2 separate regions of the Homo sapiens genome follow, and region 2 is linked to region 1. Evidence: chromatin contacts called from ENCODE Hi-C or POLR2A ChIA-PET data. All regions are on one chromosome and are shown on one strand. The core of a region is the stretch at or near the end of the contact, and the rest is flanking DNA. Distances in the headings are between cores, read along the strand shown. Region 1 overlaps RGS12 (regulator of G protein signaling 12). Region 2 overlaps DOK7 (docking protein 7).

Region 1 (3,413 bases), core at 259-2,758:
AGTATCTGTTTACATGATTTGGACTTCCTTTTGAAGCTCTTGCAAATGCTTACACTGGCAGATAAGTTGTTCACGGGAGTGTATTGGAATCTGGCTGATGTGGTCGTCAGGCATCAGAAGTGAGCGGCTCCCCCTCTCGCAGTCAGAGGCACAGCGGGTGGGTGGGCGTCTCTGCTGCAGCTCTGCCTGGCTGGGTCCTGGCCAGCAGACGAGGGGCTGGAAAGCCTCTGGGGTCGGCAGAATTGCTTCTCCTTCTAAGCTTCAGGTAGTTGTTCTAAAAAATGGGAGGGTCAGGGAATGCTGGGGTGCCGCCGTCCGTGTCCGCAGCAGCGCTCTTTTGGAGTTCCGTGTGTCTCCAGCTCCCCTCATCTTGAGGGGGAGGATGCCCCCGCCTTTCTAGGAGCTGTTGCCCGACTCCATTCAAAGAGCACGCGGGGGAGCTGCCGGGATTTCCACTTGGAGAGAATGGAGGCTCTGGCTGGCCAGATCAGTCGATGCCTGGTTCCCTGGCTTTGGCAGGCCGGGAAGATGCCCGTGCCTGTCACCTAATCGGGGCACCTCATCCTGTTTCATAAACCATGTGGCGTCAGGTGTTGCAGGCTCTGACACTAGTTAGATGCTGAGAGGAGGCACGGAGACCCCAGCCCCAAAGAAATAGGAATTGCCTGGAGGAAGAGAGCCCTTGTGGTCTGTCTGCGCACCCCTCCCAGGGTGCCCTGCTGTGGGGTGGCCGCTCTGGGCTGGGGGGCTGCTGCAGCCCTGGGCAGCCCAGCTTGAGCCTCCCTGGCAGGCAGCGGCCGTTCAGCCAGCCTGTGGCTGTCACAGGGTCCTGGGTGGGACTTTCCGGGGCAGTTCCACCTCTCCTGTGAGTTGTGGGAACAAGTCCCCACTGCAAGTGAGTGCCCAGGTGAAGGCCCTGCTGGCGCACGGCTGGACAAGCATGACAGTTGTCGCGGAGCCGCCCGAGCTGTTGGCTTCCCCGATGTTCCCCCTGTGCTCGAGCTAGGGGTTTGACTTTAGTCCTCAGCTGTCAGAGGCCGCCTCGGGTGCATCCACGCTGGCCCCCCCAGGTGTGCCCTGTGTGGCCGGCATGGAGGTGGCGGCGGCCATCAGGGTGTGGTTTTGTGACGTCTCAGGGTGTCCTTTCTTTCCTTCATGAGAAGAAGTTCTGCAGTGTCAGACACTTGGCAGAAACTTTGTTTCTCAAGGCAAAGCCCTTTAGAGACTTGGGAGCACATGAGGTGCGGTGTAGATTTGTCTTCATTTCTCTCAGCACGGGGTTGTCTTCAGGCTGCCAGAGCGTGACAGAAAGAACTTTCTAGAGACCACAGGGCTTCTCTCCCCTTCAGGCATTGACGTTCTGTTTAATATTTTAAAAATCTTTAAAAAGGGTTGCACTGTTTAAAAACGTGGAATATTCTCTTGTAGGCAGTGTGGAGGCCATGGTCGCTGAGGAAGGGCAGGAGGGAGGAGGCGTGGGAGCTGGTGCAGTCTGCGGCCCGGCGTGGCTGCGGTCACACAGAGGATGCGGTGAGACCTGGCAGCGAGGCTCGAGGCAGACAGACGCTCATGCAGGGCAGAGGGCAGGACCCGTGTTGGAGCCTGGGGAAGTGAAAGGATAATGAGGAAGACGGAGTGTGGTCACGAGGGGGCGGTGGCTGCTGGCGACACGCAGCAGTCACTCTGGCTGCAGCCTTGGGCCCCATGCCATTTGACTGGAACCTTCACTCTTCCCTCGCGAGTCTACCACGGGCGGGCCGGCTGGGCCAGGCTCCAGGGTCCCCCGACAGAGAGTCCCAGCCCCTGCGGGACCAGGTTGTGTTAGGGCCTGAGGCTGGTGGCAGTGGTGCATGGCTGATGGCCGCCGCAGGACACAAGAGGGTTTCGGGGGCGTGCCTGGGCTGACGTGTCTGTGGACACCTCTGCTGGGTCATTTCTGAGTCTCTGTAGCATGAGCTTGGTGGGCCATCCGGGAAGGTGTTCGCATTTCACCGTGTCTCTTTTCCAGCCTGGATTAACCCAGTCTCTCTCATCAGTGTCACTGACCGCGTCTCTTAAATGGCCCTCGTGTGCCCATGCTCCTTTGGGACCCCGAAGTGCAGTGCTGACTGGTGCTGGGATCGCAGGGCGTGCACACCCTGTGTGCTGTGGCCGTGTGCCTGGCCTCTGCCCGCCTGTGTCCTGCTGTATCGGTCAGCTTACCTTTCGCCCCAGACCTCTGTTGCCCTGAGCCTGGTGCAGGAGGGCCTGGAGTCTGTGCCGGCGAGCATCAGCGCGTCCCACTTCAGATGCTGGTTGCAGATTCTTCTCTCGTTTTCTGACACTCTGAGTCTCGTCATCTATATAAGGAAAGATCCAAGTATATTTGAGAAAAACTGTTTTAATACATTTCTATTTTCACCTCTTCCCCCTTCTTTTCATTAAGAAATTGGACACCTTGTGCTGTAAGCTGTCCGTCCATGTTACATAGTCAGAGGTGTATCCTTCTCGGGCCAAAAACCCCCAGCCCTTTCCCCTGGGTCCTGAGGAGGAAGGCAGCGAGCCCGCTTGGCGAGGCCCTTGAGCACTCAGCACCTTCTCCTACCATGTCCCACGCGGCTCTGTGAACGCAGGCATCCCTGTCTCCGTTGGGCGGATGTGGAGGCTGGTTGAGGTTCCTTGCAACGCTTGCCATCCTACGCATGATGCAGGGACCCCGGCCCTCCGCAGACAGCAGGAGCTGCCGAGCTCCGAGTGCTGGGCCAGCTTGCCTTGGGCTTCTGCAGCAGCGCCCTCCGGGTTCCCCTCCTCTCCTCCGACTCCACTGGCTTTTCACCACTGTCAGGTCTTCACGGGGGAGGCCTAGGCTGGGCGGGGACCGGTCTCCTTCCGCCACCACCTTCCACGACAGGCTCGATTCGTCCCTCGCATGCTGCCCTCCCAGCCTGGCCCTGCAGCAGACACTTCTGCCCTGGGCCCCGGTCTCAGTGACAGGTCCACATCTTCTCACCGTCTCTCCTCGGACATCCAGGAGGCCCCTCAGACTTAAGTACCAAACAAGACTTGGATTCTCCCCTCGCCTCCAGTGTACCCCTCCCTCAGTCTGCCACATCTCAGGAAGGGATGTCCCTGTCCCTTCTGCTTGAGCCCACACCCTCTGATACTCCACGTCAGCAAGCTCCTGGGCTCGGCCTTCAAAATCCCTGAGTTTACACTTTCTCACCCCCATTGCTGCAGCCTGCCCTCGTCCCCATCTCTTGCCTGGAGCACCACAGAGCCTCCAGCTGCCCCTGCCCTGCCCTGTCCATGCACCTGCCAGAGTGAGCAGCGCCATCCTAGCCGCCCCTGCTCTTTGCCCCATGGCTTTCTGCCTTGGACTGGGCTCTGCGGGGCAGGGCTGCCAGTTTGGGGTTTGCATGTTGATTTTGTACATC
Region 2 (3,413 bases), core at 573-3,072, 110 kb after region 1:
GGCCGTCTGGCTGGAGGGACGGGGAGTCTGCGGCACGTGTGGGCAGCCTGGGGCCTCCTGCGGGAGGGAGCCGGCAACTCGGGTGGTCCAGGGGCAGCGGCATCAGCTTCCTGGGGCTTCTGTAGCAGATGACCCCCAAGAGAGGGCCAAGTGTCCAGAACGGGTTCCTTCTGCAGCCTGGAGGCCAGAAACCCCAAATCAAGGGGTCCTCAGGGTTGGCTTTTTCCAAAAGCTCTTGGGGAGGACCCATGGGAAGGTCCTTCCTGCCCCTTCCAGCCGCTGGTGGCCCCGGCGGCCTCGGCTCGTGGCTGTGCCACTCCAGTCCCTGCGCCTGCTGGCTCCTGCGTGAGCCTCCTCTTCAGTCTCTTGCAGTCTGTGGACTTAGGGCCCACCTGGATGACCCAGGGTGACCCCATCCCGAGACCATCAATTCCATCCGCAGAGGCTCCTGTTCACAGGCCCTGGTATGTGAACACATTTTGTGGGCCACCATTTGGCCGACAACTGGGGCCACTGGGACGGAGAAATATCCAGAATCTGAATCCCAATAAGTCTGTGGGTGTCGTCACATTCAGTCTGGAGGTCACAGCTGGGCTGGAGTCGTGGGAAGGCCCTGGAAGTTCTTGGGTGTAGGAAATCCACATTCCCTCCTTCCCCAGGGACAGGTCCTAGCCTGGCCCCCGATCCCCAGAACCGCCTCACTTGGCCCCGCCACAGCCAGCTCTGCAGAGAGCAGAGAGGGTGACCCTGGCCCAAGGCGATGGCTGCGCCTCACTCATCCTGAGACACTGGGCGTGGCTGTGCATCACGGGGGCCCTGGTGGGGGTCGGGTGGAGACAGGCCTGGCTGGTCTTGGTGCCTGGGGGGCAGAGGTCTCTCTGTGGACAGCTGCCTGTTCAGAATGGGACAGGAGGTGGCTTGGTGACAGCAACCCCCGGGTCCCCAGTGTGGCCCAATTCCCCGTCTCTGTTGGTCACGGGCCTGTAGTGTGGACTCCTGGAGCTTGGCCCGAGCGCACTTGGCACATGGCAGGCGACGGTCTGTGGACAGCTCAGGTCTGCAGGCTCCAGCCTCACACACGGGCAAGTGACTGGGCCCCGCCTTCGGGGATGGACTGTGCGTGGTGGAGAGTGATGCAGAGAGGGCCACTCGCCCTGGGACAGGCTCAGCTTGCAGCACAGACGGTGGTGGGCCCCAGAGAGGGTGAGCCCACCCAGAGCCTAGGAAGGGAGGGCTTTGGAGGCGCAGGGGGACGTTTGAGCTGGGCCTTGAGGGTGAATGGAAGCTTTTGGAGGTGCCCCCTTTTTCCCCCCTTACCTGCTCTCTCCAGCTGGGTCCAGTCCAAGGACCATATCTGCCTCTTTGCCCAGCCTCTGGGGGCCGCCCGGAGCATTTGAAACTCATTTTGACTTTTAAAAATGATTAAGAATGTGGCCAGGCACAGTGGCTCATGTCTGTAATCCCAGCACTTTGGGAGGCGGAGGTGGGAGGATCACCTGAGGTCAGGAGTTCGAGATCAGCCTGGTCAACATGGTGAAACCCCATCTCTACTAAAAATACAAAAATTAGGCAGGTGTGGTAGCAGGTGCCTGTAATCCCAGCTACTCCAGAGGCTGAGGTGGGAAAATCACTTGAACCTGGGAGTTGGAGGTTGCAGTGAGCTGAGATCCCGCCATTGCAGTCCAGCCAAGGCAACAGAGCCAGGCTCTGTCTCAAAAAAAGAAGAGTAAAGAATGAAAACCTGAACTAGGAGGCTCTTGCTACATGAACGCGGCATCTGCCCAGCTCTGGAGAGCCCCCTGCCGGCCACCTTTGGCCACTGCAGCCTGCGGGGGCAGCCTGGACAGAGCTGGCTGGAACCCTGGCCTCTGTCAGGCAGCAGGGAGCGCCTTCAGCAGTTTCTCATTGCCGGGCGCTGGGCCTAGGGATCAGACGGTCCGGCCTCAGAGGCTGCGTGAGACTGAGTGAGGCATTTTCAGTCCTCAGAGGGTGCGAGGGGAGCCAGGAGGGGCACAGACCCCAGGCTGGGGGCACTGCGGGGAAGCTCTCTGGAGGGGCGAGCCTCAGGGGACTTCTGCAGGGTGAATAGGAGTTAGCTCAGCTGTCAGAGGGTAAGGGGTGGAGGGGGGTGAAAAGGGCACTTCAGACATCTTTGAGCACGAATGGGTGTCCCGAAGGGCTGTGTAGGAGCCCTGTTGGGGGGGATAGGAGGCGTGAGGGTGGAGGAGGAGGAGGAGACAGGGCTGGGTTGTAGAGAGCTGGCTAATTGGACCAGTGTTTGTTTGCACCATTGTCTCGGAGCAGCAGGGAGCCATTGAAGGTGCTTGAGCATGGGGAGTGTTTTATATGCTAATGTTGACCCCGGGGTGCAGATGAGCTTGGAGGAAGAGGCTGGCAGGGGCCAGAGAAGGTTCTGATTGAGGTCCAGAAGATGGAGGGCGAGGCTGCCCCAGGCAGCAGCTGCCTGGTTGGGGGATGGGAACCCTGTGGATTGCAGGAATGTTAACAAGGTGGTGATGGACAAGGGGAGGAGGGCCGGCCCGGGAAGGGGGGGCCTTCTAGAGTGGTGCCCCTGGACTGGGGCTGCTTCAGGAGGGCAGAGGAGGGGTGGGAGCCAACACCCACTGCCAGGCTCCAGGCCTTCCTCCACCCGAGACCCACTAGGTGGGGCCACTCCCAAGTGTACAAGAAGCTGCCACCTTGGGGGATGGAGAGGGCTGAGGGTCATGTTATCAAGACTTCTCAGTCCTGCCCATGCCTACCTGGCATGAGCCATCCAGGACACCCTGGTCACCCCGATGTTTGTTCTCTGAGGAGCTGGGATTATGAGCACTTAAGATTCTGACATCAAGGGGCAGCCACGAGGGCACTCAAGAATATTCAGATGGAAACCATCTTAGATCTAATTGGCTCATTAAATGTCTGCGTGGAGGAGCATTTTCTTTCTCAAGCCGGTGAGTCCTGGAGTTAGTGCAACAGCTTTTTCACTGGAGACGTGTTTCTCAGGAAGCAGGTGCGTCTGTAACGTGGGTGAGGTTTGCCTGCCGCTCAGCAACCCCAGCCTCTGTCCAGAGTTGGCGCCGCCCTGAGCCCCGCAGCTCCTGGCCTTCTGCTTGTGTTCTGCTGACTCTGTCCTGCTTCTCTGCGTCTTCCATGCTCTTTCCTCTTACCCTCACGCCTCCTATCCCCCACAACAGGGCTCCTATACAGCCCTTTGGGACACCCGTTTGTGCTCAAAGATGTCTGACGTGCCCTTTTCACCCCCCTCCACCGCTTACCCTCTAACAGCTGAGCTAACTCCTATTTACCCTGCCACACCTAGCGGCTGGCGGCTGTTCCCTGGCTGGCAATTCTGTGGGCCAGGGATCTGGACGGGGCTCAGTGAGGACAGCTCATCTCTGCCCCATGAGGTG

What was found. Hi-C counts contacts between places; a loop is a spot of excess contacts on that map. ChIA-PET counts read pairs that join two places held with the same protein, here RNA polymerase II (POLR2A). Pooled maps may share reads with other maps.
Region 2: a loop to region 1 is called in a pooled map, with 3 times the contacts of the local background. The contact joins two enhancer-like sites. A Hi-C loop is called at or near these places in 3 of 168 maps with a recorded cell type or tissue (B cell, ascending aorta and mammary epithelial cell) and 9 of 50 pooled maps. POLR2A ChIA-PET finds 5 or more read pairs at or near these places in 1 of 52 experiments (MCF 10A).

Annotation. Positions count from the first base shown.
Region 1 is chr4:3,371,512-3,374,924 of GRCh38, forward strand. The region is part of intron 3 of RGS12 (regulator of G protein signaling 12); the gene reads left to right. Among named protein-coding and RNA genes, the nearest start is that of HGFAC, 69 kb to the right of the region's middle. RefSeq lists enhancers at 1,291-2,219, 1,427-1,476. Within about 2 kb of position 1,509, at least 7 of the 41 ENCODE cell types and tissues checked have a DNase peak (open chromatin) inside an H3K27ac peak, as active enhancers do.
Region 2 is chr4:3,478,894-3,482,306 of GRCh38, forward strand. The region is part of intron 4 of DOK7 (docking protein 7); the gene reads left to right. All of the region lies in intron 1 of LOC105374355 (vegetative cell wall protein gp1-like), which reads right to left. Among named protein-coding and RNA genes, the nearest start is that of DOK7, 17 kb to the left of the region's middle. RefSeq lists enhancers at 1,047-1,638, 1,858-2,825, 2,826-3,413. Within about 2 kb of position 1,823, at least 7 of the 41 ENCODE cell types and tissues checked have a DNase peak (open chromatin) inside an H3K27ac peak, as active enhancers do.